4 separate regions of the Homo sapiens genome follow, and all the other regions are linked to region 1. Evidence: chromatin loops called from intact Hi-C (ENCODE). Cell type or tissue: Panc1. All regions are shown on one strand. Region 1 overlaps PRKN (parkin RBR E3 ubiquitin protein ligase). Region 2 overlaps PRKN (parkin RBR E3 ubiquitin protein ligase). Region 3 overlaps PRKN (parkin RBR E3 ubiquitin protein ligase). Region 4 overlaps PRKN (parkin RBR E3 ubiquitin protein ligase).

The links. Hi-C counts contacts between places; a loop is a spot of excess contacts. Peaks named below come from ENCODE experiments on the same cell type or tissue, not always from the same donor. Only the 100,000 strongest peaks of a DNase experiment are listed, where the experiment ranks them.
Region 2: a loop joins it to region 1, with 3 times the contacts of the local background. A loop is called at or near these places in 9 of 110 quality-filtered maps.
Region 3: it touches region 1 in a loop (4-fold over the local background); 32 of 110 quality-filtered maps call a loop at or near these places.
Region 4: it touches region 1 in a loop (3-fold over the local background); 57 of 110 quality-filtered maps call a loop at or near these places.

The regions. Positions count from the first base shown.
Region 1 is chr6:161,413,660-161,421,659 of GRCh38, reverse strand. The region is part of intron 9 of PRKN (parkin RBR E3 ubiquitin protein ligase); the gene reads left to right. Among named protein-coding and RNA genes, the nearest start is that of AGPAT4, 140 kb to the right of the region's middle. RefSeq lists enhancers at 5,224-5,749, 5,750-6,275. In Panc1, CTCF peaks have their summits at 2,881 and 3,080 (motif pointing left); a DNase peak (open chromatin) is centred at 3,089; H3K27ac peaks cover 1,289 bases.
Region 2 is chr6:161,913,621-161,921,620 of GRCh38, reverse strand. The region is part of intron 6 of PRKN (parkin RBR E3 ubiquitin protein ligase); the gene reads left to right. Among named protein-coding and RNA genes, the nearest start is that of LNCR-SMAL, 320 kb to the left of the region's middle. In Panc1, a CTCF peak has its summit at 3,788; a DNase peak (open chromatin) is centred at 3,210; H3K4me3 peaks cover 1,240 bases.
Region 3 is chr6:161,494,249-161,502,248 of GRCh38, reverse strand. All of the region lies in intron 9 of PRKN (parkin RBR E3 ubiquitin protein ligase), which reads left to right. Among named protein-coding and RNA genes, the nearest start is that of AGPAT4, 220 kb to the right of the region's middle. RefSeq lists an enhancer at 3,434-3,935. In Panc1, CTCF peaks have their summits at 3,390 and 3,591 (motif pointing right); a DNase peak (open chromatin) is centred at 3,664.
Region 4 is chr6:161,691,036-161,699,035 of GRCh38, reverse strand. The region is part of intron 7 of PRKN (parkin RBR E3 ubiquitin protein ligase); the gene reads left to right. Among named protein-coding and RNA genes, the nearest start is that of AGPAT4, 420 kb to the right of the region's middle. In Panc1, CTCF peaks have their summits at 3,626 and 3,826 (motif pointing right); a DNase peak (open chromatin) is centred at 3,785.

The DNA.
Region 1 (8,000 bases):
ACAACAGCCAGGGTTGGAAACAGTTCAAGGGGTAAACGTCTCTATCTGAACAAACTCTTCCTGTGATCTCCGGAGTCCCCTCCATTCCCCCGTTAATGCTACATGGGGAAAGGAAGTTATGCTGTAACTACAGAAGATACAACATACTCTCTATCCACCCTCATGCTGGTCCTGCTTAATTTTTAGTGAAGATCAAATGTGATTTCTGCATGAACTCAGGACATTGGTTCTGACCCAGAAAGTAAACTCCAGGCCTAACTGCCAAATACCCAACTCCCTTCTAACCACTTTTCTACAACTTTTGGATGGAAATTCTATATCTACTCATTAATTGTCTAGAAAGGACTGATTTTTGCCATTCAAAGTCACCTGAGAATTTCCATTTATGTTGGGAATTCAGCACGTTTCAATTAATACTTAAGTACCCCCACTCAAGCATCAATTCAAAATCAAGATGAGGAATGCCTCAACTCTCCTGGTGTGGGGTATGGGCCCTCGAGTGCCTGGAGGGTAAAGGCTCACCCAGGTGAACTTCACATGATTTTCTTACATCATCACTCAAAGGCATAAGGACCAGGAGGATCCTTCCTTTCTCTACTTAGTTTATTGCTTTCTCTCTTGCTGTCCTTTTGTGCTCCCTGTCTCCAATGGTTCACATACAAAATTAGGGGTTAGCAAGGAATAGGAATTTCAGAGAAGCAAGCTCTGTGGAGTTGAGGAAAACCACAAATATTGTAGCACATGATTTAGTACGGCAAATGGAAAAAACAAGATCCAGCAGCCCGGCAAATTCTCTCTTCAGCTATGTGACCTTGGACATGTAACTTCATCTTTGAGCTTTCTTCATTTGTAAAATCAGGATCTTAATTTTTAAAAAGTAAAGAAAACTGAGGCTGATGTGGGGGGGAAATCACTGGAGCCCAGAAGTTTGAAACCAGACTGGGCAACATAGGGAGACCCTCTCTCTACAAATAATACAAAAATTAGCCAGGCATGGTGGCGCGTGCCTGTGGTCCCAGCTCAGGACGCTGAGGTGGGAGGATCACCGAGCCCAGAAAGTGGAGGCTGCAGTGAGATGTTATTGTACCATTGCACTCCCGCCTGGGTGACAGAGCAGAATCCTGTCTCAAAAATAAATAAAGAAAGAAAAAAAAGAAAATAAAGGAAACTGTTCATCATGCCAAAAGCCCATGAGCCATGCCTGGCACCAACAGTTGGCATCTCTGTTCATATATAGTCATTTTATCCAGATAAACTGAGGCCACTCCAGCCCTTGCACCTTTGAAAACTGCTTAAGACTAACTCCTGACCTCTCATAACGCATTTCAGAAAAGAATGCTTTATTGCATATTCATTACTCTTAATTTATTTCAAAAATCAGGGTTTTTTACTTTATCAAGTTCTTTTTTTTTTTTTTTTTGAGACATAGTCTCGCTCTGTCGCTCTGGCTGGAGTGCAGCGGCGCATGATCTCGGCTCACTGCAACCTCTGTCTCCTGGGTTCAAGCAATTCTCCTGTCTCAGCCTCTCAAGTAGCTGGGACTACAGGCACGTGCTACCACACCCAGCTAATTTTTTGTATTTTTAGTAGAGACGGGGTTTCACCGTGTTAGCCAGGATGGTCTTGATCTCTTGACCTCGTGATCCGCCCTCCTCAGCCTCCCAAAGTGCTGGGATTACAGGCGTGAGCCACCACGCCCAGCCTTATCAAGTTCTTAAACAAGTGCCTTTTACGTGCCAGGCGCAGTGCTAGGAACTTTCTTAAACACGGTATTTGAATCTCTACAGCAATCCCACAAGTAGGTACCAATTTCCCCCTTTCACAGTGAAATAAATGGAAATTCAGAGATGGTAAGTGAACTACTCAGAGCCACTATCAGTCGGAAGTAGGAGGACTAGAACTGAACTCCGGCCTGGCTAGAATTATTCAACACAAGCAGAATCTAATTATTTCCCTTACAAAAGTCAGAGGAGGCTGGGCGTGGTGGTTCATGCCTGTAATCCCAGCACTTTGGGAGGCAGAGGTGGGCAGATCACTTGAGGTCAGGAGTTTGAGACCAGCCTGGTCAACATGGTGAAACCCCGTTTTTTAAAAAAATACAAAAATTAGCCAGGCGCAGTGGCGTGTACCTGTAATCCCAGCTACTCAGGAGGCTGAGGCAGGGGAATTGCTTGAACCCAGGAGGTGGAGGTTGCAGTGAGCCAAGATGGCACCACTGCACTCCAGCCTGGGCAACAGAGCGAGACTCCATTTAAAAAAAAAAAGAAGAAGAAAAAAGAAAAAAGGAAAGGCCCTCTGTGTTGTGGTTAGGACCTCAGGTTCTAGGGCCAAAAATCTCCTGGTTGACTGCTAGTTGGTCACTTTCTACCACTGTGGCGCAGGGACCTCACTGTCCTCTTTAAACATCCATTTCTTCATTGTAAAATGGTCACATAAGTGGGGGAACAGGTGAGATCACGCACAAGAAGCATCAAACTCTGTGTAGCACGTTAGCTCGTAAAGGATTCTCACCATTTTCATTGCATAGCTACGCATTTAGTGAACACTAATGACCTTACATATTTGTGTGTCACTGTGTGAACTTATAATTCCATGTCCTTCATGTAAACGATGTGTTTACATCCAACGTATTTTCAGAGACTCGCTTTACTGCCTCACTTCTAATTTTCTATGATATACGATTGTTTCTGTGTAGGCAACACCAGACATTGTTTTCTGATTTAGGCTGGAACGCTAGAAAACTCCACCGCCTGTATGTGAAAATGCCAATGCATTTTATAAGCAAAGTCAACCGCAAAATGTTTATAGGGTCAGGCAGTTAGATCTGAGGTACAAACATGGTTTAGAAGGAATTCTTACAATGGTGCTAAAGCTCTAGAAGCAAATACTATGTGGGAGGCCATAGAAAGAGTGAATTGTTGTTCACACTTCAGCTTTGATTTGGAGACACCTGTGAAAGAAAATAATCTTTTTCCCAGTACTTACTGGTTATTTTATTTCCAGAAAACATGCTTGTTATTTTAGCCGAGGTAATTGCCTTGCCTTTCGGGTATGGTTTGTGCTAAATGAACAGTGACACCTACTGGCGGAAGATGATCACGTTTATTTACTAAAAGAAGCTCCTGTTCTCACTTTGCTGGGTATAATCCCAGAAATAATACAGAATGTTTTGATTTCAAAGAGCAAAGAACCAACACTGGAGTTAAAAAGAAAAATCAAACCACGTCAAGGCCGATACATGAATATAGACAGATTCACTTTCTGGAGTGAAGATTGCTCTTTTCTTCTCTAAAAATGCTGGGTTCCCCCAACCACCACCACAAAAATAAGCTTGTCAGAGCTGCTCCAAGTAAGGCAGTTCAAGTGCCAAGGAAAGATGTTTGGCTTGACACACCTGTTCTTCTTCTCTCCGTGGAGTAAACAGATTGGCAGAGGCTGCTTCAAACACGTTATCTGTCTAACTCATTACATATTAATACTTCCAAAGTAAATCTCTCCATTCTGTAACTTTATTTAAATATTTTTATTAATATACAGTAATACTTTTCCAGATGGCCTTATCAGAAGTTTTAGTGAGAATAAGCAGCTGAAAACACAACAGCTGCTCTGCTGGCAGCCTGAGAGCCCTGCGCTGTGATACTGCCAGGCCCCCCATGGAGTCAGCCAGGCCTGGGGGCCAGGCCCAGGAGGGAGCGTGGGAAGCCAGCCTGCAGCTCCCAGCATTACTCATGCCCCTGGGTGGGCCACTGAGTCTGCGTCTAGGTTTGGAGTGGAAAGTAGGAGGTCTGTCTACATTCCCCCAGCTCAGCTTTGCCTAGGGCCCTGTCCTTGGGGGATTATTAGACACTGTTGATTTACAAAAGCTGGTATTTTCATCTAATTTGGTTCTCTAGGTCTAGAGGTTAAAACCCAGGGGGGCCGGAGGGATGACTAATTGGCAGCCTAAATTTCCAATGTGTTGTGAAAGTTATTTAACCTGAGTTTCCTTGCCTGTGAAAATGTGTGTATTGAGTACTGCTGTGACAATTACAGGAAACAATAGATGTAACCCCCAGCCCCGTGAGTTTTTTCTTTTCTAAGACACAAACCCCATTCTCAGAGTTATGGGAGAAGGTACATTTATACACTTTAATTCAGAGACCTTTAATTCAGAGATTAAATCAATAGCGTGTGGTCTTGGAGGCATTAGATGACTTTTTTTTTTTTTTTTTGAAACGGCGTCTGGCTCTGTTGCCAGGCTGGAGTGCAGTGACGCCATCTCTGCTCACTGCAACCTCCGCCTCCCAGGTTCAAGTGATTCTGCTGCCTTAGCCTCCCGAGTAGCTGCGACTACAGGCAGGCGCCACCACACCCGGCTAATTTTTGTATTTTTAGTAGAGACAGGGTTTCACCATGTTGACCAGAATGGTCTTGATCTCTTGACCTCGTGATTTGGCAGCCTCGGCCTCCCAAAGTGCTGGGATTACAGGCGTGAGCCACTGCGCCAAGCCCGTTAGATGACTTTACAGGCCATCAAAAACCCGCTGCCATCAGAAACTCTGGACCCACAAGCAAGCTCTCTTCTTGCTCTTGGCCCAGGTCTGGAGCTTGAATGAGGGGTGAGCATGAGCTAGCATAGCCACACCTCCTACTCCTTCCTCGGCCCCATCTCCCTCCAGAGTTCTTTCCTCCATCTTCCTTTCTTCTTTCTGGTACCTCATTCCAGAGCTTTAGCTGCTTCCCCAATAGACGTGGCTTTCAATGCAAATCCTGCATTCTGACCTCTCTCCTGGGTGCTCAGCATCTGCTGGACGTCTAGATGGGGGAGTCTTCAAAACGCCAAGGCCCCTGGGCAGGAGGACGGGTGACAGTTCGGTGTGTATCAACTCCGTAGCACGGTTGATACAAGCCTTGCCTTGAAGCACTTTGTCTTATGGTCAGAACCATGAACCATCCTTTCTGGCCCATATTAATAAGATTAAAAGCTGGTAGCTTGCCTTTTTCCCTGCCTGGTTTTTATGAGCAAATATAGGACACTGTCTCCTGCGAGGCAGCAGCGGATGAGGCTGGTCGGGGGTCACTGGTAAGAACGGGTCTCTGTTGCTATTACTCTCTGTTGGTCTGCCTGGGTTTGAATTTGGATGCCGAGAGCTGATGGGCCTATCACTGGAGTGACTTTGGGTGAGTTGTTTAGCAAATATATGCCTCATTCACACATTTATTCAACAAATATGAACTGGCATCATCTACGAGCCAGGTCCTGTTCTAGGCACTGGGAGGCGTCAGTGCTCAAAAGAAACAAAGTTCCTGCCCCCCAGTGTGTGCGCTCTCCTCGGGGGAAAACAGACCGAGAAAAACAAGCCCAATCCGTCATCAAGCTCTCCAGTTATGTTAGAGCAGAGGTGGCCGCACTTTTCAGTAAAGGGCCAGGCAGTGCGTCTGTTAGCTCTGAGGGCCACTGGTCATTCTGTGAAAGTGGCCACAGACAATACACGAACCAAAAGGTGTGGCTGTGTCCCAGTAAAATGTGATTGTAAAGTGGTTCGCTGACCTCTGTGTCAGAGCATTTCCATAGGCGCCGTGGAAGCAAAGCGGGGGAGTCCAGTTAAGGCGGATCTGCTGCGCCTGGGGTGGGAGGATGGGAAGAGCAGGTTGAACTTCAGAGTAAACTTCATCGAGAAGGTGCGATTTGAGTAAAGACGGGACCCGGAGGGAGCCAGCTGGGTGGGCACCTGCAGGATCCCAGGGCATTCCCAGTCGAGTGACGCAGGATGAAAGCCCACGGCATGTTCTGGCACATCCAGAGAGCAATGCAGCTCCAGGAGACACTGTGGGGAGAGAGGGACGCAGTGGGGAGGCCTGGTGAGGACCCCTGGCTCTCATTCCCAGTGAAATGGGCAGTGGCGGGGAGTGAGAGCAGAACTGACAACATCTGAAGTCCTGCTCTGACTGCTGTCTGGGACGAAGCTCAGGAGGGGCCGGGCAGACTCCAGGAGAGATTAGACTATTGCAGCAACCAGGGCAGGAGGTGGCTGTGGCTTAGTTCCGGGCGGTCGGGGGCTGGCGGGGGGTCGGGGGGGGGGGGGGGCGACATTTCCTGAGGATTGTAAGAGAGGCGTGAGAAAAGAGTTATAACACCTGGAAGGCTCTGCGTTTCCTCATCTGTGGCTGGAACAATCACTCTGCCGCAGGATTATCTGAGGATCAACTAAGTTGACTCACGTAAAGGGTTCGGCACATGCTTACTACTTAGCCATTGCTCAGTTCATGTAGGTAGTGTCGTTATTGTTTATTATGATGATTATGGAGTTGTTCAAATCTAGATTTGACTCTAAGCTAAATCACCTACTAGCCAGAGGATCTTGAAAATGTTCGTAATCTTGGAGTCTCAATTCCCCACGTATATAAAATGAGTTTAAGGCAGAAAATGGGGAGGCCTCTCTGCATGAATGGTTCCTCGCGGACACGGTAAGTTGTTACTGGGTCTGACTAGGTCTCAATTATGTGATCACCACTCTCTTGGTGCCCCTCTCCGGTGTTATTCTGTATTCTGTTGAGTTAGCCATGTTCTCCCCAAGTCTCTTTGGGAGCAGACTGCCCTGCAGTCAGGCCACAGAGCTCTGGAGTCCTGTGGACTCCACACTCACGGTGAAGTCGTGGGTAAGAACCAGGTGACGCTCCGCAGAATGGCAGGCTCCGTCCTTCCCTCTGAGGAGCTGCCAACAGTGTGTAGGTGGAAGAAAGTGAATTCCTCCTATGCCTAGCTCCCTTTCAAAAGGCATTTAATTTCCTGTGACTGATGAGAGAGTTTGTATTTGAAACGGAAGCCTCTTAATTTATAGCCCACAATAATAGAGTCTGGCAACTACAGACCCTCCCGGTGCTGTTCAGCGGCTGCCCTGCCTGCGGAGACCCTCCTCTGGTGGAGAAGCATAATGTGCCTTTCATGCCTTTTGCACTTTGGGGCTTCATCAGGAAAAGATGACCTTACTCAGTTAAAAAAAATCCTCTTCATCAGATGTGCAGTAGCTGTGAAACATCAAGAAGAACACATGCCATTGAAGGGTGACACCTGAATTACCTGCCATTTTCTATTTTTCAAAACAGTCTCAGCCAAAAGGCTAGAAGTGAATAAATAATTCTACCACGACTCCTCTAAATAAGATTTTAGCACTCTGTTATTTGCTTCGAACAGGAGATCAGAGAACATTTGAGAGTGGCACTTTGCATTTGGGACATGGCACGGAAGCCGTGGCTGGAGGCCAAGGACTGTCTCAGGCAGAAACCTTTGCCTGGGGCCTCGGGTGCATCTAAACAGAATCTGGGAATAAATACCAGGACCTGACACAGAGCGCCCGAGAACACAGAGACTGGCCGCTGCCTGTGACAAACAACGCTGAACACCCTCCAGCCTTCCGGAGAAGGGTGCACGGCTCTGACATCTGGGGAGAAAATGCTGGAAAGAGCCTCTTCTGCAAAATTGTGCATGGAGATTGAGAGCATAGTGTCGAGTTTCCACCTTGTTGAGAGTTTGTGCTCCAGAGAGCCATTTGCAGCAAAGAAAGAGAGAAGTCTGAATTAAAATGACACCAGTACCCTGCCCTCACTGACCCTCCCCACCTCGGCCCAGGACACAGTGCTGTCGAGGAGTTTCACGTCCCACCGCTCTGCCTGGCTGCTTCTCTCAGGCACCCCTTCCTTCCTGGAGTTATCATCTCTTTCTGCCACCTCTGCCTCGCTTCCCTTTCCACAGTCTCCTCTTCAGAAGGCAGGAAAGAGAAAGGAACAGCAGCTGGGTGAGGCTCACCCTGCCTGACTTCATGCTGTAAATGCTCCCTGTCCTCTCAGGAAGTTTCCCTTTTAATTAAAAATTGCATTTTTGAATGAGCTTCCTCAGAGCTAGGGAGCTGGAACATCTCATTTGTGTGGCATTATCCTTGTTCTCAGGAATGGCCATGTGGCTTCCTTCTCAGCTGGACTCCTGTGGGAAGCTGTGAACAGAAGGCGCCCTGAGACGTGCT
Region 2 (8,000 bases), 500 kb before region 1:
TAGTGGAGCTGAAAAATTCCTATCGCCTAGTGACACTGTAGCTGTTGCAATGTAGTAGCTCAAGGCATTATTCATGTTTGTGGTGGTGCTGGTGTAAACAAAACTGTGCTGCCAGTCATATAAAAGTATAGCACATATGAAGTACAGTACATAATACTTGATAATGGTCATGAATAATTATGTTACTGGTTTATGTATATTGTATACTTTTTATTGCTATTTTAGAGTATACTCCTACTTATAAATAAGTTAACGGTAAAGCAGTCTCAGGCAGGATCTTCAGGAGGATTTCCAGAAGAAGGCATTGTTATAGGAAATGACAGGTCCATGCATGTCATTGCCCCTGAAGACCTTCCAGTGGGACAATATATGGGGGTGGAAGATGGTGATATGGATGATCCTGACCCTGTTAGGCTAATGTGTGTGTCAGTGTCTTAGTTTTCAACAAAAAGTTTAAAAAGTTTTACAAATTTAGAAACAGAAAAAAAGCATATAGAATACAGATATAAAGGAAGAAAATATATTTATATGGCTGTACAATGTGTTTGTGGTTTAAGCTAAGTGTTATTACAAGTGTCAGAGTTTTAAAAATTAAGAAGTGTATAAAGTCAGAAAGTTACAGTAAGCCAAGGTCAGTTTATTATTGAGGAACTTTGTTGTATACATTTAGTGTAACCTAGATGTACAGTGTTCATAACGTCTACAGTGGTATACAATAATGTCCTAGGCCTTCACATTCACTCACTCACTGAATCAGGAGAGCAACTTGGAGTACTGTAAGCTCCATTCACAGTAAGTGTCCTATTCAGGGGTACGTTTCTTTTTTTTTTTTTTTAGACAGTCTCACTCTGTTGCCAGGCTGGAGTGCAGTGGCGCTATCTTGGCTCACTGCAACCTCCGCCTCCTGGGTTCAAGCGATTCTCCTGCCTCAGCCTCCGGAGTAGCTGGGATTACAGGCACACACCACCACACCCAGCTAATTTTTGTATTTTTAGTAGAGACGAGACGGGGTTTCACCATGTTGGCCAGGATGGTCTCAATCTCTTGACTTCGTGATCCACTTCGGCCTCCCAAAGTGCTGGGATTACCGGCATGAGCCACTGCGCCCGGCCCAGGGGTACCATGTTTTTTATCTTTTATACTGTATTTTCACTGTACCTTTTCCATGTTCACATGTGTTTAGATAGACATTGTGCATCTACTTACCATTGTTTTATGGTTTCCTTTTTTATTTTTTCTGGTAGAGTCTTGCTCTGTGGCCCAGGCTGGAGTGCAGTGGCACAATCTTGGCTCACTGCAACCTCCACCTCCTAGGTTCAAGCACGTCTCATGCCTCAGCCTCCCAAGTAGGTGGGATTACAGGTTTGCACAACCACACCCAGCTAATTTTTGTACCTTGAGTAGAGACAGGGTTTCACCATGTTGGCCAGGCTAGTCTCAAACTCCTGACCTTAAGTGATCCGCCTGCCTTAGCACCCCAAAGTGCTGGGATTATAGGCGTGAACCAGCACGCCCAGCCGGTGTTATGGTTTCCAACAGTATTCAGTCCAGTAACATGCTGTACAGGTTTTTAACCCAGCAGCAAAAGGCTCTACCATCCAGTCTAGGTTTGTAGCAGGTGATACCATCTAGGTTTGTGTAAGTATGCTCTGTGATGTCCACACAAAGACCTATTTCTCAGAATGTATCCATGTGGTTAAGCGACTCATGACAGTAATTAAAAACGTATGCTTACTATCTGTCCTAAGGAGGATAGGAATGTGATTTTTCAACTTTACCTGTGTCCCTGTCATCACTTACAAAGCTGTTGAAATGCCATCTGACACAGTTCTTTAATCACATGTAGTAGACCCCTGTACAGTCTCCCCAGCACTTTTCACTGTGAGCATTTGCTCTGTGGCATGTCTTAATACATATTACTGATGGAGTACTGAGGCTCCAGCTGCCCCTTTAAATTGTGAACCTATTTGTATTTCCAGCACTTGCTAAGACTTCACTGGTTTGGGAAGATGACAGTTCATAATGGTAAGATCCTATAACAGGAACAACTGAAACCTTTAACCATCTAGAGCAAGCTATGTTCTTACTGAATTCCAATAACTTTATTGGGGTATAATTTACACATCATGCAAATCCTCCAGGTATATGTCCAGTTCGATCATTTCTAATACACATTTATAATTGGGCAACCAGTTATCACAATCCAGTTTCAGAAAAATAAACCCTAAAAAGTTTTTCGATGCATATTTGAGCCATCCTCACTCCCACCTTCAGCCCTAGGCAAACACTGATCAACTGTCTGCTTATAGAGTTTTGTCTTTTTTTCTAGAAATGTTAGATAAATGGAATCAAATGCTATGTAATCTTTTGTCAGTCTTATTTCCCTCAGCGTAATTTTGAGATTTTTCTCAAAGTTATTGTACGTGAAACTCTTCTTGATGAGCAAAACTCCATTGCAAGGATACGATACCTTTTGTTTATCCATTCACCAGTAGATGGACATTTGCGTTGTTATTGTGAGTTACACTGTGAACATGGCGTAAAACTCTTCGTGTGGATCTGCACTTTCATTTCTCCTCAGTTGGATACCTAGGAGAGGAATTGCTGGCTCTAACAGTCGTGTGCTTAACAGTTTCAGAAATTGCTCGAATGTTTTCAAGTGGCTGCAATATTTTGCATTCCCACCAGCAAAAGGTGGTGGTGGGGAGCGGGGGTGTTGGTTTCTAGTTTCTCTACTTCCTCACCGACACTAGATTTTGTCAACTTGTTCATTATAGACGTTCTCTAATTACTAGTCATATTAAACATCTTATCCATGTGCTTATTAACCCAGTCGTATATCTCGTTAAGTGAAATGTCTATTCAAAGCTTTTGCCTAATTACATGGCATTGTGTTAGTCATGCCGTGCACTGGCTTGTTTTCCCGTGCATAGAAGTTTTGTTTTCCTTCCTTAGAAGAAAAAGAACTCACCCCACTGAGTTCGTTAAGCATTTTGTGGGTACAAAGATAATGCACCATGATTATATAACCTGAGAGGTGTTTGTATACCATGCAGTATTTTGCATAGAAAATGAAATTCTAAATCCGACTTCTGAAATCAAAACCCTGGTGTCCTCCCATTTGGCTCAATCTCTGTTTCATTGTATATATTTGTCGATGACTCATGGTTTGAAAATCACAGACCATAAGCCTCATAAGAGGTAGAGCTGAATCTCTCTTGCAGCTTTTCCATGAGTAACTATTTAGTGTTAATTATGATTAAGACAATAACTCTTTAACAAAGCATAAGTAAGTCAGATTAATCAGCCAGCTTTCACGCACACTCTTCCTGGGTTCTAGAGGGCTTTCGTCAGCAAATTGAAGCAATGACGATGTTCTGCGTGGTACTGTTGTTTCCATGGTAAATATGTGAATTGATTACCCATGAGCCCAGGTCACAATGTACTGTTGTTGTGCTTTATTCCTTATTATGTTAGAAATCCCGCACAGCAGGGGACTGGTATCTACTCCCGGGTCACCTTGGGACTTCTAATATGAAAATTGAAATGAATTCTTTGTTGTTGTAAATTGCAAACAGAAAAACAGTCGCCTGTTTCCACACTTATAAATATGTATGTCCTCCCCACCAATGAAATTATGGTGAAGGATAGATCAAAGTGAATTAGCACCTGTCAAGGAAATATGATAGGTCATTCTGCCCTATAATTTTATTCCCCTTTCTTCCAAGGGTGACATGATCAGCGAAGCCTGCATCTCGCTCTCCTTCACCCATTGTGGTTAACAGCAGTTCAAACGTGGAAATGAATCACCTGCTATATTACTTCTGTGCAGCAGGAGGCAAATTGAAAAACTAAATTTTTACAAGCAAAATGAGTATGGCTGTATTTGGACTCTGAATATTGCTTAGTATTTGTGTCTAGTATTATGCTGTTGTGTGCCTAAATGTTGTAAACATTTGTTGTCTGTAAATCTCTTAGGATTTCATAAGAAGCTTCCAAAGCCAGAGGTCTAAAGATCTATTCACTTGGCCATATAATTCTCCTGGCTGTGTTAACCTTAAGAATTGTATTGTCATCATATCCTAATCCATCATGTAAAACCTTATTACTACCACAAATATTAATGCCAAAATTGCTTTTAAAATGTTACAGATTTTTTTTTAAAGAGAGAATCCAAAATATATGGCAGAAATTTGAAATAAAAATGAAAAAATCGGCCGGGTGCAGTGGCTCATGCCTGTAATCCCAACACTTTGGGATGACGAGGTAGGTGGATCACCTGAGGTCAGGAGTTTGAGACCAGCCTGGCCAATATGGCAAAACCCTGTCTCTACTAAAAATACAAAAATTAGCCAGGCATGGTGGCACACACCTGTAGTCCCAGCTACTCGGGAGGCTGAGGCAGGAGAATTACTTGAGCCCTGGAGCTGCAGGTTGCAGTAAGCCGAGATCGTGTCATTGCACTCCAGCCTGAGCAGCAGAGTGAGACTCTATCTCAAAAAAAGAAAAAGAAAAATTAGGCTGGATGCGGTGGCTCACGCCTGTAATCCCAGCACTTTGGGAGGCGGAGGCAGACGGATCACGAGGTCAGGAGATCAAGACCATCCTGCCTAACACGGTGAAACCCTCTCTCTACTAAAAATACAAAACATTTAGCCGGGCATGGTGGCGGGCGCCTGTAGTCCCAGCTACTCGGGAGGCTGGGGCAGGAGGAGAATGGCGTGAACCCGGGAGGCGGAGCTTGCAGTGAACCGAGGTCGCGCCACTGCATTCCAGCCTGGGTGACAGAGCGCGACTCCGCCTCAAAAAAAAGAAAAAGAAAAAGAAAAATTAAAATTAAAGACTAACGTCGTCTATGTTTATACTATCTGTGTAATTTGCAATGCAGAGTAAGGAACGGAACCGGGTAGAAGAAGAGGAAAGCCATAAAATTTAAAATTAAATTGAAGGATTTTTTAAAAACAAGAAGAGCAAATATCAGGGAAAAGAGAATAAATAGTAAGTAAAGGGCCAATTTTAGCTTAAAGAGGAAATGCCAAAAGAGCCCAGACCATTGCAGTAGCCTCATAACAGCTTTCCCAGACTTCATCCTAAATCCTGATTCTGTTCACATCTCCACTAATGACATCTTCTAAAATTCAAATGTAATCATATCAATCACTCATGAGAATATTTTTCTACTTAATATTTTTACTTACTTGTTTGCTTTTCATTTGGCCTATGATATTCACCTACTGATAATACACATTGTATACTTATGGAATGATACTGTAATTAGAAAAATTTTTTATTGTCTTTGTCCAATTATGGGTGGTATTCCTATTTCATAAACAGTCCCATCTTCTTAAGTTTCTCATGAGATTTTCTCTCAATCACTTATGTTTCCATAATCCTCCCAATGTATCTTATGTCTTCATAAGGCCAGAAATACCAAAGTGGAAATTACTTTTCTTCTTAACAATTTCTTGTCCTTTATAACCAAATATTAGTGTTCTCAATATCTGTTGTGCTATTTGGTGGACAAGTGTTTGAGCTGGATGTTCCTTTCTTTTTCTTTTTTCTTATTAATTAGGGATAATGCTTTTTTTTCAGTAAATTCATAGCTATTTTCTTTATCATTTGATATAGTCGAGAATAAATTTATCAATGGTTGTTTAGTCATAACTGTAGCCTCGCAGCCATGATCATCCTTCCAATTTGCACTGTGGATTCTTGCTTATACATTGTTCAGTTTGATGGGGACCCTCTCTTGTGTGCATGCTTTCTCTCTTGCTCTCTGTCAATGGTAAATATTCATGTTTCTGAACCGCAATGCTATGTCTATTTGGGAATTTTCCAGTTACTTATTCACATATTCCAGAATGTTTTCCAAATGAGAATGCTAAGTTAAACTGTCATACCTATCATACACGTTTGCATGTGCAATGGCCTGCTTAGATCCACAAACTGATTGGCATGCCTGTTTGACACACAGCATGATGTAGGTAATGAAAATGTTCTGGTTCTACAACATATTCAGGGTCTTCCATGTCACTCACGCATAGCAGAGATCAATTACAGTTCTCACATTTACAGGGTTGACACAAAAGAGATGAACAATCCTACCACCTTGATATAAAGGCTTGAAATTTTTTGATAAGAAAATTAAAACTCTATTTTGGATTTCAAGCCTTTAAAAATGTATCAAAGTAAGTGTCTTGATGTGAGGGTTAAGAGTGAATATGATTCTCTTTGTACATAGAATAATAAGAATAGGGTGTTCTTTCACAAACACCTTTCAGGTTCATGAAAATTAATCGATAAACTTGAAAAGAACATCTTATTTTATTTTATTTTTAAACAGAGTCTCACTCTGTCACCCAGGCTGGAGTGCAGGGCACAACCTCGGCTCACTGCAACCTCCACCTCCTGGGTTCAAATAATTCTGGTGCCTCAGCCTCCCAAGTAGCTGGGACTACAGGCATACACCACCACGCCCAGCTAATTTTTTGTATTTTTAGTAGAGACGGGGTTTCACCATGTTGGCCAGGCTGGTCTTGAACTCCTGACCTCAGGTGATCCACCTGTCTCAGCCTCCCAAAGTGCTGAGATTACAGGCATGAGCCACCGCACCCAACGCAAAAAAGAACATTTTAAAACAACATGATTTTCAGTGATATCTGCCTACTTTTCTCCCATCTAAATTCAGAGCCTGGGCTGTCTAGGAATGCCTAGAGTTCCTTAAGCACTTCTTAGAAACTTTGCTTCCCCATAGACACATTTATTGCTGGTGAGACCAGGGAAACATCCCTCTCCTGCTTGTTAATGGAGCCTGTGGCTGCTGATGGTCATGAGTATCGCTTGCCAGTTCAGGGGATGTGCTTTTCTTTTTCTCCAAACACTCCTGATTCCTCTCCAACCCAGAAAGGAGGGACAGTGTTTGCATGGTACCAACCAACACGCTATATCCATGTATGAGGCCAAAGTGTAGATTAAGATCAACAGACCTCCTAGGTTTTGTGCTTTGGGTTATGGCAGAGCTCTTGACACAAAGGACTATGAAGCATTTCACAATTTTTTTTTCTTTTTAATAAAAGTTACATGTTTCACGTTAAAAAAAACAGTGCAGATGGGTGTAGTATAAAAAGTAAGTCTTCTTTATTCCCTATTCATACCAAGTTGGCCATTCTAATACTCCCTATCCTCAGAGATAATCACCATGAATAGCTCCCAATGTGTACTTAGAAATATAATATAGAAGTATGCATGCCTACAAGTGTGTAATATACATGTGCCTATATCTTTTTCATAAAAGGTCACAAATAGAATCCTACAGTAAATTCTACTTTACAGCTTATTCTTTTTTTCACTTTACCAATATCTAGACATCCTCAGAGATCAGTATATATAATACTACCTTATTCTGATAAAAAGCTTTACAGTGTTACGTTGTATAGCTGTGTTGCAAATTATTGAATGAGGTTGTTAAGGGTAGACATGTAGAATTTTCCAACATTTAAGATATTACAAATGATGCTTCATGAGCATCTTTGTTCTAGCCTTAGTCTGCTTTGGCTGCCTTAACAAAATACCATAGACCGAGTGGCTTGAACAATAGAAATTTATTTTTCACAATTCTGGAGGGTATGAAGTCCAAGTCGAAGGCTCCAGCCGATTGGAAACCTGGTGAGGGCTCTCTTCGTGGTTTATTGACAGCTGCCTTCTTGCTGTCCTTACATGACAGAGAGTGAGCTCTGGTTTCTCCTCTTCTCATAAGGACACAAATCCCATAAGGGTTCTCTGCTTTCATGACTTCATATAGATCTAATTACCTCCCAGACGCTCCACCTACAAATACCATGACATTGGAGGTAATGGTTTCAACATATGAATTTGGGGGAGACACAAGCATTCAGTCCATAACAGTTCATGTATCGCTGTATCCTTGAGTATATCATGTTTATAAGATATATTGTTAGAAATTATATTGCTGGGTCAATGAATAAATAGACATAGTAGGT
Region 3 (8,000 bases), 81 kb before region 1:
TAGGAGTAGTGCCTCTCCCAAAGAGTGCAAACTTAATCAATTGACTAATGATAAGCATGTGCAGTGCATGGCCCAAAATGGACATGATTAGCAACAATGATGATCAGGATAATGCATTTCAGAGTTGCTTCATGTGATCCACAAAAAGCAGTTTTTAACACAACTCATAAAAAAGCTTTTATGCCCAGATGATTCAGTGATCCAGGTATTCCTTCTCACATGGCTGATAACTAAGACATGCAGACTTTCTCTCTCATGTCACTCACTGACAGCGCATCTTAGAAACGTAGTGTTATATCTTCCCCCAGAACAGCCGCATCTTAGAAACGTAGGGTTATATCTTCATATCTTGGTGTTACATCCTCAGCCTCAGGATGCTGCTGTGGCTGAGGCTGTGCTGCCTGAAGGAAACCCCTGTCTGTCCAAGGCCTGTCTGTTTGGTTTATAGACCCACACAACCCATGGCTCAAGAAGCCACTGAGCCTTGTACAAATTCACAATGTGAGATGCTATAGAGAACAAATGACCAGTTTCTCCAGCATCTGAGAGGCGTGGAGTACAAAGCAGAAGAGAGACAGTTGCAGATGGCAGACAAGTCAAACAACCACTTGAACATCTGGGCTGGGTGTGAAGCCTGATTTCTGATTCCTGGAAACAGACCAACCATTAAAAAAAAAGCATTCAACAGTCTGGGAGAAAATATTGCAAAAGACCTATCGGATAAAGGGACTATTACCAAAATATACAAAGAACTTTTCAAAATTGACAGTAAGAAAACTATCAACAAGATTAAAAATGGGCAAAAGAGCTGAACAGAAACCTCACCGAAAAAAGATATACAGATGCAAAAAAGCATATGAAAAGATGTTCAACATCATATGTCATTTGGCATTTGCAAATTAAAACAATGAGATACCTCTACACACCTACTAAAATGGCCAAAACCCAAAACATGGATGCCACCAGATGCTGGGGAGGATGTGGAGCTCCAGGAACTCTCATTCACTGTTGGTGGGAATGCAAAATGGTACAGTCTCTTTGGAAGACAGTCTGGCAGTTTCTTAGAAAACTAAACACAGCCGGGCACAATGGCTCTTGCCTGTAATCCCAGCGCTTGGGAGGTTGAGGCAGGCAGATCACGAGGTCAGGAGTTCGAGACTAGCCTGGCAATATGGTGAAACCCCGTCTCTACTAAAAATACAAAAATTAGCCAGGCATGGTGGCGAGTACCAGTAGTCCCAGCTACTTGGGAGTCTGAGGCAGGAGAATCGCTTGAACCCAGGAGGCGGAGGTTGCAGTGAGCCAAGATTGCGCCATTGCACTCCAGCCCGGGCGACAGAGGGAGACTTGGTCTCAAAAAAAAAAAAAAAAAGAAAAAAAAAAACTAAACTAAACATACGCTTACCATATGATCTAGCAAACATGCTTCTTGGTATTTACTTGAATTAGTTGAAAACTTATGTATACAACTAAACCTTCATACAGATATTGACAGCAGATTTATTCATAATTGACAAATCTGGGAAGCAACCAAGGTGTCCTTCAGTCGATGAATGGATAAATAAACTGGTACTTCCAGACAGTGAGATATTATTCCATGCTAAAAAGAAACGTACTGTCAAGCCATGGGAAGACATAGAGGAACCTTAAGTGCATATTACCAGTGAAAGATGCCAATCTGAAAAGACTACATACTGTGTGGTTTCAGCTATATGATATTCTAGAAAAGGCAAAACTCTGGACACAGTAAAAAGATCCATGATTGTCAGGGGTTTGGGGAGGAAAGGATGAGTATGTGGAGCACTGAGGGTTTTCAGGACCATGAAACTCTTTTGTATAATACTGCAGAGGTGGATAAATGTTATACATTTGTCCAAACCCATAGGAAGTACAGCACCAGGAGTGAACCTCATGTAAACTGAGGACTTTGGGTGATGATGTGTCAATGTACATTTTGCATTTATAACAAATGTACCACTCTTGTGGGGAACACTGATAGTGGGGGAGGCTGTGCATGTATAGGGGAGAGGGGAGAGGGGAGCTCTCTGTACTCTGCTCAATTTTGCCGTGAAATTAAACTGTCTTTAAAAATAATCTCTATTGAAAAATGAAAAATTCTAAAAGTTTTGACACAACTGACTTTAGATAATAGTAAGGATGCATTGATTTTCATTAACATTTCAACTGCACCTTAAAGATGCGTGAGATTTTGTAAGGAAACATGGCCGAAGGACTTTTGGCAAAGACACTGCATGAACAAAAGTGGGGAAGGAGGAGAGTGAGGGCAGCATTCAGAAGACAACTTGGTGTTCAGTTTATCTGTAATCTTGGGAACAGCTGCGGTTTCAAATAATTCATTGTATTATTCCTGGACACCATTTCAGAAATCATAGCATTTTGGCATCCAAATTCTACCTTCTGAAGGGTCTTTCAAAGCTAGAAGAGAATAAAAATTCTTTACCCATTCGTAGAACTTGGTTCTGAATATATGATGACCTCAGCCACAGAGCAGTAATTCTCAAGATTAATTGTGCCTAAGAATTGTCAAGGGAAAGGGTTACTTATGGAAAATGCAGAAACCACCACCACCTCGAATCCAGTAGGTCTGAAATGAAACCTGCAATCTGCATTTTTCACGAGCAACTCAGCTAACTTGGATCCAGGTGGACCAGGGACCACATTTTCAGAAGTCAAACCATAGAGGTAGATGCAAGAGGCTAGAAGAGAGGTCCCACATTCCAAAGCCAATAAGAAGCAACAGGTGACATGAACGAGAGAAATGAGGGGTGGGAAACACTGATCTTAGCTTTTCACTTTCATACTTAGGAGAATTATGCACTCCACAAAGAAATACACTCTTTCTCTTACTTTTAGAAAAACACAGCCCTTTCCCACTTTTGATAGAGACATGGGACAGAAATATTTCCCTATATGCAACAGACATTTATGTGTAATGACAAATAGCAACTGAAGGGAAGGAGTGGAGGCCCAGGGTGTCCTCATTCTTCACTTTAGCAAGGGAAGTTTAGGATGCATCTTTTACGTTGATCTCCCAATCTGTAAATGTTGTCTTAGATTCTTTTCAAGCACTCTGTGAGCCAAAAAAAAAAAAAAAATGTGTGTGTGTGTGTGTCCAGACCCTGCTCACAAGCCACCAGTTGTGACCTTTGAACGAAACCCTAGCTGGGAAGGTTGGTTTGGACTAGATCACAGGGTTTCAGCCTGAGTTCTGAGAAATGTGCGGAGGTTGCAAAGCATCGGGGGCTTCAGTAGAAGATAAAGAAGAATCTCAATCCTCCCCCATCCCCATACACACACACTCACCCCATCTCACTCTTCAACATGACCATCTCTGCTTTTATTATGTATAGGTGTTCCAAAGCATATTTCACTTGAAAAATAGAATGTAGCCGCTAGAATTCCCAAAGAATATCCTGGATGTATTAGTCAGCACAGACTAAAGTCTGTTGCAGTAACAAACAACTTCAACATTTCAGTGGTTTGAAACAACAAAGGTTTGTTTCTCACGCGTAAGGCCTGTCCAATAGGGTTGGCAGGGAGACTGATGTGACCTCGTTCTCCATCAGGGTCGGCAGGTGGAGCCCTTCCTTCAGGAAGCAGGATGGTGGGAGGGATGGAGAGTTGAGTGCCAGAAATTAAAGGCTCTGGCCTCAAGTTACACATGTCATTGCCACCCACATTTCATTGGCCAAACAAGGCATTTGACGACATCTAACTGGGTTAGGACAGCACACCCTTCCCACAAGCTCTCAGGGAGAAGGGAGCTGAAGACCCTGTGAGCAGTGTGAATGGCTGGCACGGCGGGGTCATGTGGTGTGTTGGGAGGAGGCTTGAATTCCAAACCAGAGAGTGAGCTTTTATTTACTGAGGAATAGGAATTATAATGGGATCGTTGAGGAGAGGAGTAACATAACAAATGTAATAAATACAAACACTAATTATAAAAAGCTAAATATTCCATTTATTAATTAATACACTCTATAACATGATACTGATTTGCAGCCTGAATAAAAATCCCCTTGGTGAGCAGAGGTTTCTATCAGCTAAATTATGAATAGTATAGGTTAGAAATTGATTAACAATAATTTGTCTTTTTTCCCACATGTGAATTTAACCAATCTAATAAGAGCTTTATAAATAACTAATGAAAAAAGCCAGTCTCAGTGCTTGTGAGTCCTCCCACTGTGGAAAATTAGACCCATCTATTGAAGAACAAATATCCCCTCATGGAAGCAAAGGTTTCCTCTCTCCCGTCATTTGATCAGATTTAGAAGCATAATTACCATCATGCAATTTGAACTAAATATATTAAAGTATTTCTTTGAAGTGAAAATAATTGGAAAGCATCAGGAACAAGCCTTTCTATTTGAGACACCTTGGGAGGAGAGTTAGCCTCAACAAAGGCTGAAGCAGCTACAGCTACTGATCCCTGCTGCCGACTTCCCACCCACCTTGGCAACAGAACCAGGCAGAATCCTGGTCTCATCTTGTTTGCATTTGATGTGAATTCTGTCAAAAGGAAGAGATAATTGAGCTAGAGTTAGCCTTCTGAATTGAAAGGGAAAGGAGCGAGAAGAGCAGCTGAAAATACTTTGTGGTGCAAAGTATTCAGTCTGTAAGTGGGATATGGTGTGTGTGTGTGTGTGTGTGAGAGAGAGAGAGAGAGAGAGAGACATGTAAGCACTGTGCACACACACAGACTTGAGAATTGTACCCTTGACTCTTTTCAATGGGAATACAGAGTTTTAAAAAGGAGTAATATCTGTCTCTTATCTCTCCTAATTTATTCCCAGTTCAAGACAGAGGAGCAAGAACTTTTTTTTCTTTAAAGGATAACCTTTGCCAGAGGGTCTGTTTTGAAGGAGGAATGTCTGTGAGAGCTGAATGATGATGTCTCTCTTTCTTCCTGTAGTGGGGACACCCTGTCCTCCACTCGCCCTTACCTGGGAAGTTGTCCTAAGGAGGTACAAATCCCTTCCACTCCTTGGCAGAGCTTCCTGTACTTCTTTACCTGACTTTTCATGTTGGGAGTGAGGAAGTACTGATAAGTGCCCCTCCTGCAGGCCACTAGCCAGCAATGCCGCCTGGCCCTGGCCTGTGGGCTGACCCCTGGGAACAGGCTGTGGAGTCGTAGCCAGGAGGAACGGGCATGCCAGCAGGTTTGTGACGGGTTTTCTGCCTTGATGTATTTGCTCCTAGGGCTGCCATTATAAAGTGCCACAAGCCGGGTGGCGTAGAACAGCAGAAATGTGTTGTCTCACGGTTCTGGAGGCCAGAAGTCTGAAATCAAGGTGCCTCCAAGGTCATGTTCCTCTGAAACCCATGGGGAAGAATCCCTCCTTGCATCTTCTGGCTTCTGGTGTTTGCCAGCAATCCTTGGCTTGTGGCTGTGTCACTCCAGTCTCTGCTCCCATCATCTCATGGCCACCTTCTTGCTGTGTCTCCCTCCTCTTCTTCTGAGGATGCCAGCCATGTTTCAGTTAGAGCCAACCTACTTTGGTATGACCTTATGATATGGTTTGGCTGTGTCCCCACCCAAATATCCCTTAAATTGTAATAATCCCCACAGATCAAGGGCTGGGCCAGGTGGAGATAATTGAATCATGGGGGTGGCTTTCCCCATACTGTCCTTGTGGTAGTGAATAAGTCTCACAAGATCTGATGGTTTTATAAAGGGGAGGTCCCCTGCACATGCTCTCTTGCCTGCCACCACGTAAGACGTGCCTTTGCTCCTCATTGGCCTTCCGCCATGATTGTGAGGCCTCCCCAGCCATGTGGAACTGTGAGTCAGTTAAATCTCTTTCCTTTATAAATTACCCAGTGTCGAGTATGTCTTTATTAGCAGCATGAGACCAGACTAATACACCTTACCTTGACTAATTACATCCACAATGACACTATTTCCAAAGAAGATCTCATTCCAAGGTACTGGGTGTTAGGACATCAGCATATCTTTGTAAGGGATACAACTCAACCCATGACACTCAGGCCACTCGATCCTCCCAGCTAGCCTTGCCTGTGTGCACTGTCATTCTGATGCTCTCTAACAGGAACCAGGAAAATCTAAAGAGATTCTGTATTCCCATCAAACCGGGAAGGGCAAGAGCACATCACTTACATGTTAAGCCTCTTAATTACATTTATTCTTTGAACAAATGTTTGGCACTTCTATGTGCTAAGCACTGTGCCAAGTGCCCAGAAGATGGTCACAGCATGCCCCCATGACACAGAGGTCTAGAACGAACACCAACATTAAATAACCCTGTGCACGGATGCTGAGAAAGGGGAAGCTCAGGGTGCCATGGTAGTATGGAGTGAGGGCTGTAACCTAGTCTTCAGAACATTAGAAAGGCCTCCCTGCTGAAATAAAGCTTCACTGAGACCTGAAGGAAGAGTTGGGTCTAACCCCACCAAGAGAGCACGGAATTAGATTCTAGAAATGATGAAAGTAAATGAAGATGACCGTGCTTGTCATAGATGAACAATAGTTGTGTGAACAAAACAGGAACCTCTTTCTCTCAGGACATGGTCCCCATGGCTGGCTCTGTGGTAAGGAAACAGAAGCTCCCGTCTGTGGCTCTGCTGTCCCTTGAGCGTGCTCAGGTGGTTGAAGGTGACTGGCACCATACCTGCCTTCCAGCTTGCACAAAGAGAGAAGGAGAAGGGCTGGGAACATGCCTTCTTTAAGGGCGTAACCCAGAAATGGCACGCTTCACTTTCGTTTACATCTCAGGTGCCAGATCCAGTCACATGGGACCCTGAGTGCAGGAGAGGCCAGGGAATGTAGTCTGTACCTGGCAGACACGTGCCCAGTGAAGGCTTCTTATACTGCAGACGGGAGGAGAAGATACACATCGGGAGGAGAAGATACACATCAGGAGGACAACTATGAGCCATAGCATGTTGTCTGACACGTTAACAACTAAGGATTCCTTCCCTCCCCTAGGATATGCCGGGCAATGCAGTGGCCACTAGCCAGCGTCCTTGGAGCACTCAAAATGTGGGTAGTCCGAAGGGAGGTGTGTTGCAAATGTAAAATACAAACCAGATTTCAAAGACTTAATACCATAGAAGAATATAAGATATCTTATTAGTAATTTTTATGCTGATTACAGGATGAAATAAATTTTTTGATATATTGTGGTAAATAAAATATATTATCAAAATCACTTTCACCTGCTTCTTTTTGCTTTCCTAAAGTGGATATTAAAATACAATTTATATGTGTGGCTCGCATTTTATTTCCAATGTATAGCACCACTCTAGAATCGTTTAACGGTGTAGAGGGCAAGAAAGATGTCAACAACAGAGTTCAAGGCGGAGCAAGGGAGAGGAGTCCTAGAAGACTGGGGAAAGGCTGGGGATGAATCCTAGAAGAACTTGATGTTCGCCTGGAGACTTGGATCTTACAAGTTCACTGGAAGCACAGAGTTCATCAGATGCACCTCAGCCAGCTGGAGCATGTTCCTGAAACCTCTCCAGCCCATTTCTTTGCCCGTAAGATGGGAATACATGTGCTTATTGCAGACCGTTTTCATACTGATTAAATCAGTTAATGTGTGTAAAGCTCTCACACAGTATCAGCACATTAAAATGTTCAGTTTTGTTACTGAATGAAGGAACCAGTCGATGAAGAAACTAGAAATTCAGTTCAATCCAGTGCCTCCTTGCACAAACAGATTTGAAATCTTTGGATAGTTTTGAAGGAAAAAGCATCATTGATCATTAAACTTCATAGAAATAGTTTCTTGAATGCAGAATGTAAGTAACACAAGGTCTCCACTCTCCTTAAGATTCAGTCCCTTGTTCCACAGGCATGAAAAGGACCAGTCAGGCTTCTCAGCTGACGTGGACACCTGATAACATGGTGATGGAGAACATTTTTGTTGAGGCTTTGAAGTAGTCAAGTATATTGACCTTGACCTACCTGGAGAGCAGGTGTTGGATAGAGTTGGGGTAAGAGTTGCCAAGACATCACA
Region 4 (8,000 bases), 280 kb before region 1:
GTTTTTAGAGTGATTTCTATACTCTAGTTACATGTCCTTTATCAGATACATGAAAATATTTTCTCCCAAGGTAAAGGTTGCTGTTTCAGTCTTTTAATAGTGTCTTTCAAAGAGCAGATCTTTTCACTTTGATGAAGTCCAGTTTGTCAGTTTGTTCTTTTATGGATCATGCTTTTCTCTTCTGTTTTCTGCTAGAACTTTTATAGTTTAGTGTTTTACCTTTATATCTATTATTCATTTTGTGCAAATCAGTGGGAATCAAAGTTTATTTGCATATGAATATCAAATTATGTTAGCATTACTTGTTAAATATACTGTTTTCTCCTGACAGAATTGCCTTTGTACTTCTGTCAAAAAATCAATTGTCCATATATGTGAGGTTCTATCTATGAACTCTCTATCCTTTTGTCTTGATCTATTCTGTTTGTACCAATACCACATTATTCTGATAATTGTACATTTCTAATAAGTCTTAAAAGCAGATAGTGTTAGTTGTTCAGATTTGTCCTTTTAAAAAAACAGTTTACATATTCTAAGTCATTTGCCCTTCCACATAAACTTTAGAATCAGTTGATCAATTTCTCCAAATTAGGATTTATTCTAACTACTGTGGTTTCTTAGACAAATTTAGACTCTAGGCATTATCCTGAATAAATATTTGTTTCAATGGATGAATAATTTACCTTTGCTTGACTTGTATAGTATTTTTATGTGTTGGTGTTATTTTCTCCATTGTAAATTCTCCAATTTGTTGATCTGTAAGGCCCATTATCCTACTATATCCTTCTGGCTACATGTAGCCTGTCTGCATATTTGTATTTGGTGTGATTTTTTTTGCATGTTGTTGACATTTTAAATATATAGATCTTTAAGTGTAACTTGAAGTTTAGGCCATTGTTATTTAATTGATTCACTCCTTCAATCTAATCACAATTTAATTTAATTAGTCTCATATTAGAAGCTTTTGTTGGATTTTGACCCATGTTGTATGTTTTATAAGTAAGCATGTTTCTTTACTAAAGTGTTAGGTGTGAAATTATGGCCCATTAATCCAAGACATGAAAAGAAACACTTGGAACCTTTTATAAGGGTAATTGTTGGGAGTAATGAATCTATAAATACAGAATTGAGGGAAAACTAATAAAAATGAAAAATAAAAATGTAAAATGGCCTACATGAACATGGACCCTGACATTTAAAAAATTGTTCCACAATTAGAAAATGCCAGGGATTGATTTTCAGTAATTGTCCCTCCTTGATGTTTAATTAAAGAGTATTTTCAACTTAAAGGTCATGGTGAATTGAGTTTTCCTGGATAATGGTCAATGACAATGTGTTTGAAACAGATATTGAACTTACCAATGGCTTACAAGATTAGAGAAGAGAGGCAGGGAGACATTCTAATTCTGCTATTCAGTCCTGGGGAGAGAAAGAATACTGTTTTACATACTATCAGTTCAGAGGAGCAAATTAACCAACAACAAAGATAAAGAACGTTGAGACTAGAGACTGAATTTGTTGGACTTTATGAGAGGGCAAGCTTACATTTGGAATATTTTATTGTAGGAGCCCAGGTTGTACAGGGGCTGTGAGTAAAGAGTGCTCTTACTGAAGCAACAGCCTGCTAGAGCACAGTTGCTACATAGAGAAAGAGATGCCTTCATCTTTGTAGCTTTTCATAGGAAGCACGTAATTCACAGCAAATATTATAATGTGTGCATTCCATGATATCATTGTCTTTCCTTCTCTCCTAAAAGTTAGAGATTACAAATATCAGCTCTTCAAATTCCACATTACCAGAGGATGAGTTTCAAGAAAGGTGTCATCCCAAGTGGAGAATCACTTATAGTTTCCTTATTTCAGATACTATATTATGATCCACTCATACTTTGCTGCTAAGGGACTAACAGGCTACTTCACACGGAGCCACACAGACAGAAAGTGCAGGATCCTTGAAAAGTTTGTGTAGTTTAAATGACCCTGAGGTGCTGCCAGATCCAGGGAACACTGAGAACAGGGAAGCTACATTATGTGCAATGAATACTGGCTCTGTGCATGTGATCCAGGCAATCACCATTTCAATGAAAGAATGTAGGGCTTACATGTTCTCTTTAGTTTCTGAGTCATGCACAGTTCTACCTACAAAAAATCAGCAAATCGGGAAGTTGGATGCTTAGTACTGAGGCTGACTGAGCATGCAAATATCATTTTTTACAATAAAATCACAAAGTAGTAGTGCATTTGTGTGAATAGCATGAATTAGCTAAATTTAACATACATATTCCTATCTATGGTGCTTCTGAAATAATCTTAACAATAAATAAAACTTTGTAAGAGGGTAGAATTAGATACTTGAAATGCACTGATTGGGTTATATATGTCTAGATCTACATCTAGACTCACATGTATGCCTGCATGATACTGTGCAAGCTGTTACAGAAATAGAAAGACCAACGTTAGCCTCCAAGTTGACCACTAAATATATGTTATTACCAATAGCCTTGAAACTTTGCAGAAGAATTTAGGAATATCCTTAGATTTAGATACGTTCCTCAACTGGACATCTGGCATGTTGAAAACCTGAGGGCATGAAGTGAATGGTCTAGTCTACTTTTACACTGTAGTGGGGCATTTAAGTAAATTACATGGTACAAAACAGAGTTCTTCCCTTTATTTGTTCAGCAGATTTTAGTTCAGCAGAGTTTAGAAACTTCCAAATATCCCGTCCAAATATTTTAAGTCATAAAAATAGGGTGTCAACCCTGAAAGGACATTTATTCAGGATCAAGGCCTTGAAGAATGGGGTCTCTTAACTATGGGAAAAAAATGGTTTTCCAAAATTCTATAATGCTTACCATTTCCAAGCCCTTTTTATCTACTGATTGTCATCTGACTCTCTGCTAGCTATTTAATATCTTCTCTTTCATGCTGTATCCTGGACTGGGTCTTGTGTCCTATAGCTTCATCGCTCTTCTAAGGAGAGATGTATGTAATGCTTTGGAATAATGAGAGACGTATGTAATGCTTGGATGTTCTATGCAGATATGAGAATGCATGGCCTGTTTTTAAACACTTCTTCAGCCTCTGTCCGCCACCCAGTCCACTATGTAATCAGAAAAGTATTTCTCATCGTCTATTTGCTTAAAATTGATCACGCTATGATCTAAGCTCACTCTTCCTATTTTCTATTTTATGGAATTGAAAAACACCTCCTCACTCTTTTCTCTGTAAATGTCCTGTGCTCTCATGATTGACTGTACCGTTTCCAACTTTCTCTTCCAGGGTTTTGTCCCCATTAATCCTCACCCTGTCTCTCATCTTTCCCTCTAGCAGCCGCTTCTATGGAAAGATCTCAGACTTACAGGAAAAGACTTCTGCTCTACAAAGATGTCCTTGCCTTCTCAGTTGTCTTTAGGTTCCTTTCAAAATGGTTCAGACTCTTCATTTTGTGGAGTTAAGGCTCAAAATGCAACACTTTTGAGTGAGGTTACCAGGTAAACTTGCATTCACTTTGCTGGTGTAAATAACTGAGATCAGGCCTTTGCTGAGAACACATGTGGATTTGGGAAGACACTGAGTGCCCAATAGGGTGGTTACTAGTACACCAAGAAGTGGGCAAAGAGCAACAAAAGTGTTAGGAGCGGAAGAACCCCATTTACCCCTGGACTGGACATTATTAGATCAAAACTGCTTTCTCTGTCATTTGTTCATCATTATAGAGGAACCTCTCTCATTTCAGGTAGTTGAAAACAATTTTCTTGGCTCCCGGTATATTCTACCTCCATGGTTCTTCCTTTGAGCTTTTCCATTCCTTTTGTAGCCAGTTGGGGGCAGTGCTAATCTTCTCAATTCTATTGCCCTTAACCAAGGCAGGATATAATCAGTCATTAGGCAAAACCGTGTCCTAGTCCACAGTCCTGGGGCTGGTAGGGATGTCAGAGGCCACCTGGGTTGACCTGGGAGCCTGTAGCCTGTGACTACACAGGGATTGGCAGGCTTCAATGTAGATTGGAATTGCCTGGGGAGGTTTTTAAGAAATGCCGATGCCTGGGTCCCACCGAGGACAATTAATGATGAGGTCTGGGCATCTGAGTTTAGTGAATGCCCACCAGGAGATTCTGATCCCGCAGTGAGTGTCAAGCCACAGTTCGGGACTTCTAAGTACTGGGAGCCCCCACTTCACAAAGCTGCCAATTCTGTTTTCTACACAGCACAACTCAGCTGAGAATTCTTCCTTAGTTTGCATTGAAATCTGTAACTGTCATCCTCATGTTAGCAAACAGGGAGTCTGTCACCCATACGGTCCAGGTGAAAAAGTGGGAACTTTAACCACTGATTCCAAGAAGATTCACTATTTGAGAATCCAAAAAGGGATTTGGACAGTTAGATAGATGTGCATCCAGTTCTTAGTCAAAACCGAGTATTGGGATGTAATGGACATGATGTGATTGTCTGGAATTTCTTATTTAAGGAAAGGTGGGAAATTCCATCCTTTTCTACAGTTAAAAATTAAAAAAAAAATCCATAGTGACCTTTGCCCAAATAAAGAGGGGTAGGGTTATTTCATAGCAGTTATAAATTGCACACTGTGTGCCTAATTGCTTAAAAAAAAACCCCAAAGGGTATTTACGTTATGTATATTGTACCACAATTCAAAATTTAAAAGGACAACATTATGTGAAGTGCATCTGATTGGTATTTTACTGTTTTGATTTTTTTCTAGTCAGACTCAGTATACAGTTGATCCACTATGATGGGTTACATCATAGTCCATGGTCAAAATCTTTTTTTCTTATTATTATTACTATTAACAATCTCTAATTCAGTGCTGTAAACTATGGATGGAAGAAATAATCTGGTAAATGAAGGATATCAAAAGTTCTCTGTAACCTTTGTTGTGTTGTTGTTAAATGCAAAGGGGCTTTCGTGTGTCAAGCAGCAACGTGCTGATGCAGGTCTGATTCTAAGTGCTGTGTTTTAGAGAATGCTTGAGGTAACACCATTCAGAGTTTTCTTTTCTTTTTCCTTTCTGTCTTTTGAGGATGTCCTTCACTGAAGTACAAGGACATTTACAAGGATTTCTAGGCTTCTCCATCACTGCTTAGTGCCTGTGGCCAATCTATCTGTGATATACGGTAAATATTTTCCCTTGCAGGAAAAGGGCTTAGAGCTATTTCTCTGCATTGATTGAGCACATTAGACTAATATTTATCCATTTGAAACTTTGGGAATTGGCCATACATCATTTAGTAGCTGTGCACCCATTATGAAAAGTAATTGTATATTAGTATTTCCAAAAATTTACATCTGGGGTAGAAAACCTGTCAATCACAAATGTTTTCGTGATGATTACATTGGGGAAAATTAGAATTGCTCATGATAATGTGGTTGTTAATTTTAAAAGACATGTGACTTTTCCAATATTAGAAAGAAATGAGAGGGTTTCTAATACTTTATTTCAGGATCATTTTGAACCCCAGAGCTATGGCCTCCACAACTCCTATTGCTGGTCATAATTGTATGTATTGTTCAGCAGAGACACATAATTTTGGGTATCTCTTTCCTGAGAATTGAATATAAAAAAAGTGCCCAAACTTGCCAACTTTCATTCCTTGGTCCACCTGTAGTCAACCATCACCTGGCTGGGTGACTAAGTCACATACATTTTCCCCATGAAGGAAATCTGATAAGATAAAACACCCATACTCCTGTAAAGAATGGAGGGAAAAAAATACACCATGATTTATTTTTAGATAAATTAAAAGACAGAAAAAATCTATCTTTCGAACAAAGAGATCTATGTTGGTATTGCCCTGTGTGCCATTTAAAATGACATTATATTGGTTTTCAGAAATATTTAGGGCTAGTTTTTCTTCTATGTTTTATAAGCTTTTTAAATTATCTCCTTTTTATGTTTATGTGTTTTTTTAATTCTAAAGACATCTATTTTTATGATCAGAAAAATATTTTTATAATCAGAAATATATTGTGTTTAAAATCAAGAACCCAAAATTACCAGGATTGCTAAATTTTATTTAAAAATATGTGGTAATATCCATCCACTTTTTTCTTTTTTTTTTTTTTTTTTGAGACAGAGTCTCACTCTGTTGCCCAGGTTAGAGTGCAGTGGTATGATCTCTGCTCACTGCAACCTCAGCCTCTCAGGTTCAAGCAATCCTCATGCCTCAGCCTCCCAAGTAGCTGGGATTACAGGTGTGCGCTACCATGCCAGCTAATTTTTGTGGGGGGGTTGGTTTTGTTTGTTCGTTTGTTTGTTTGTTTTGTTTGTTTTTATAGCAGACACACTTTCAACATGTTGGCCAGGCTGGTCTCAAATTCTCGACCTCAAATGATCCGCCCCCCTCAGCCTCCCAGTGCTGGGATTGCAGGCGTAAGCCACTGTGCCCAGCCCACCCACTTTTCCTATAGTAGCTTCTTATCTTTTTCTAATCCTATAGTCATTAAGATGAAAGCTTTTACTTCTAAAACTGTATTTACAGTTTCCCATCACAAAGATCCCCACGAAGAGCAGAATGGCAAGCTCACAAAAAAAGACTTTAAATTACTGCCTACTTGTTGTCTTTGAAATCATTCAAGTTTTCGAGGTAAAGAGAAGAACATGTGCTTATTTTATCAACCAAAAGCAATGACGTGCTCAGTGGTCATTAGAATGGGAATTATACTCTGGGGGTTTAATTTTACTTTTTTGAGTGTTTCTTTAAAAACTTAGTAAGAAGGAGTTGGGTTTTTACTATTTTTTTTCCTCTTGGTATATAATTTTAAAACTAAAGTTATTCTGGTTATTATTTCCCTTAGAGCACATATTTCCATCTTAAAGTAGCGCTCCCACAACTTGAGCATTCAGAGTAGAGGCAAATTTGGCGTCAGTGTTTGCCATGCAAAACCCACACCGATATTCAAGTTTCGCCTGCATCTTTATTTCCATTTTCCCTTATAGAGTGTAATCTGTTGACATGGAGAGAGAGGCAAAACATAAGCAGTTGGAGAGAGATAAAAATTGAGCACAAATTCAGGATAGTCCACAAATCGGCAAACTCAGAAAACATTGTATTCAAAGTGTGTGATGACAGTGTCATCACAGTTTCTGTCTTTGCTGTTTGCCCACTCGCTAAGTCTTATTTGTAACCCCAAAATCAGTATTCCAGACGCCTTTAAGATCTTCATCGACATTTGCAGAGCAACAAAGTTTGACTCACCCAACACTCTTGCTGTCTGCTGTGGATGAAAGAGCAATGCTCTGCCTTCTTGTTTCAGCTCTCATGCTATGAACAAGGATGTCCTTTTCATGGCCTATTTAGTACCGTGGTTTTTACATTTTTGTGCTTTTTGTTGGTGATCTTACTGTTTAAAATGCCCCCCAAGCATAGTGCTGTCTAGTATTCCTAAGTGCAAGAAGGCTATGATGTGCCTTGTGGAGAAAATACATGTGTTAGAGAAGCCTTTTTCAGCATGAGCAGATAACCTAGACAGGCTCCAGATAATCTCTATTCAAAAACAGAGATGCAGAAAGTCCTATTCCCCATGTTAAGTAGATTCTCCTTCCTAGATATTTGTTAGGCTTTCAGCCCCAGCACTTCTTGATCCCCAATTTTAGAAAAAGTCTTGGAAAGCAGAACTTATGGGTTAGAGATATAGTAAAAGTAGAACTGAACCTGCCATGAAGCCTGGCAAACCCGGGTGAGAGCTGCCTGCAGGGGCCTTGCTTCGGAAGAAAAGATTAGACCCAAGAGGCTGTTTTTCCAGGCACTGAACTCAGGAAGTGAGAGGTTAGGGTTGAAGCCTACAAAAGATCCAACTGGTAGACTGCAGTATGTGGAAGAGATGGAGGTTTCTAAAGCAGTATGTTAAGGCTCTCTGGAGAAACAGAACCAATAGGAAAGATAGATGGATTGAGGAATAGGTGGATAGATGGATAGATAGGAATAGGATAGGGGTGGGTGGATGGATGGATGGATGGATGGATGGATGGATGGAAAGGA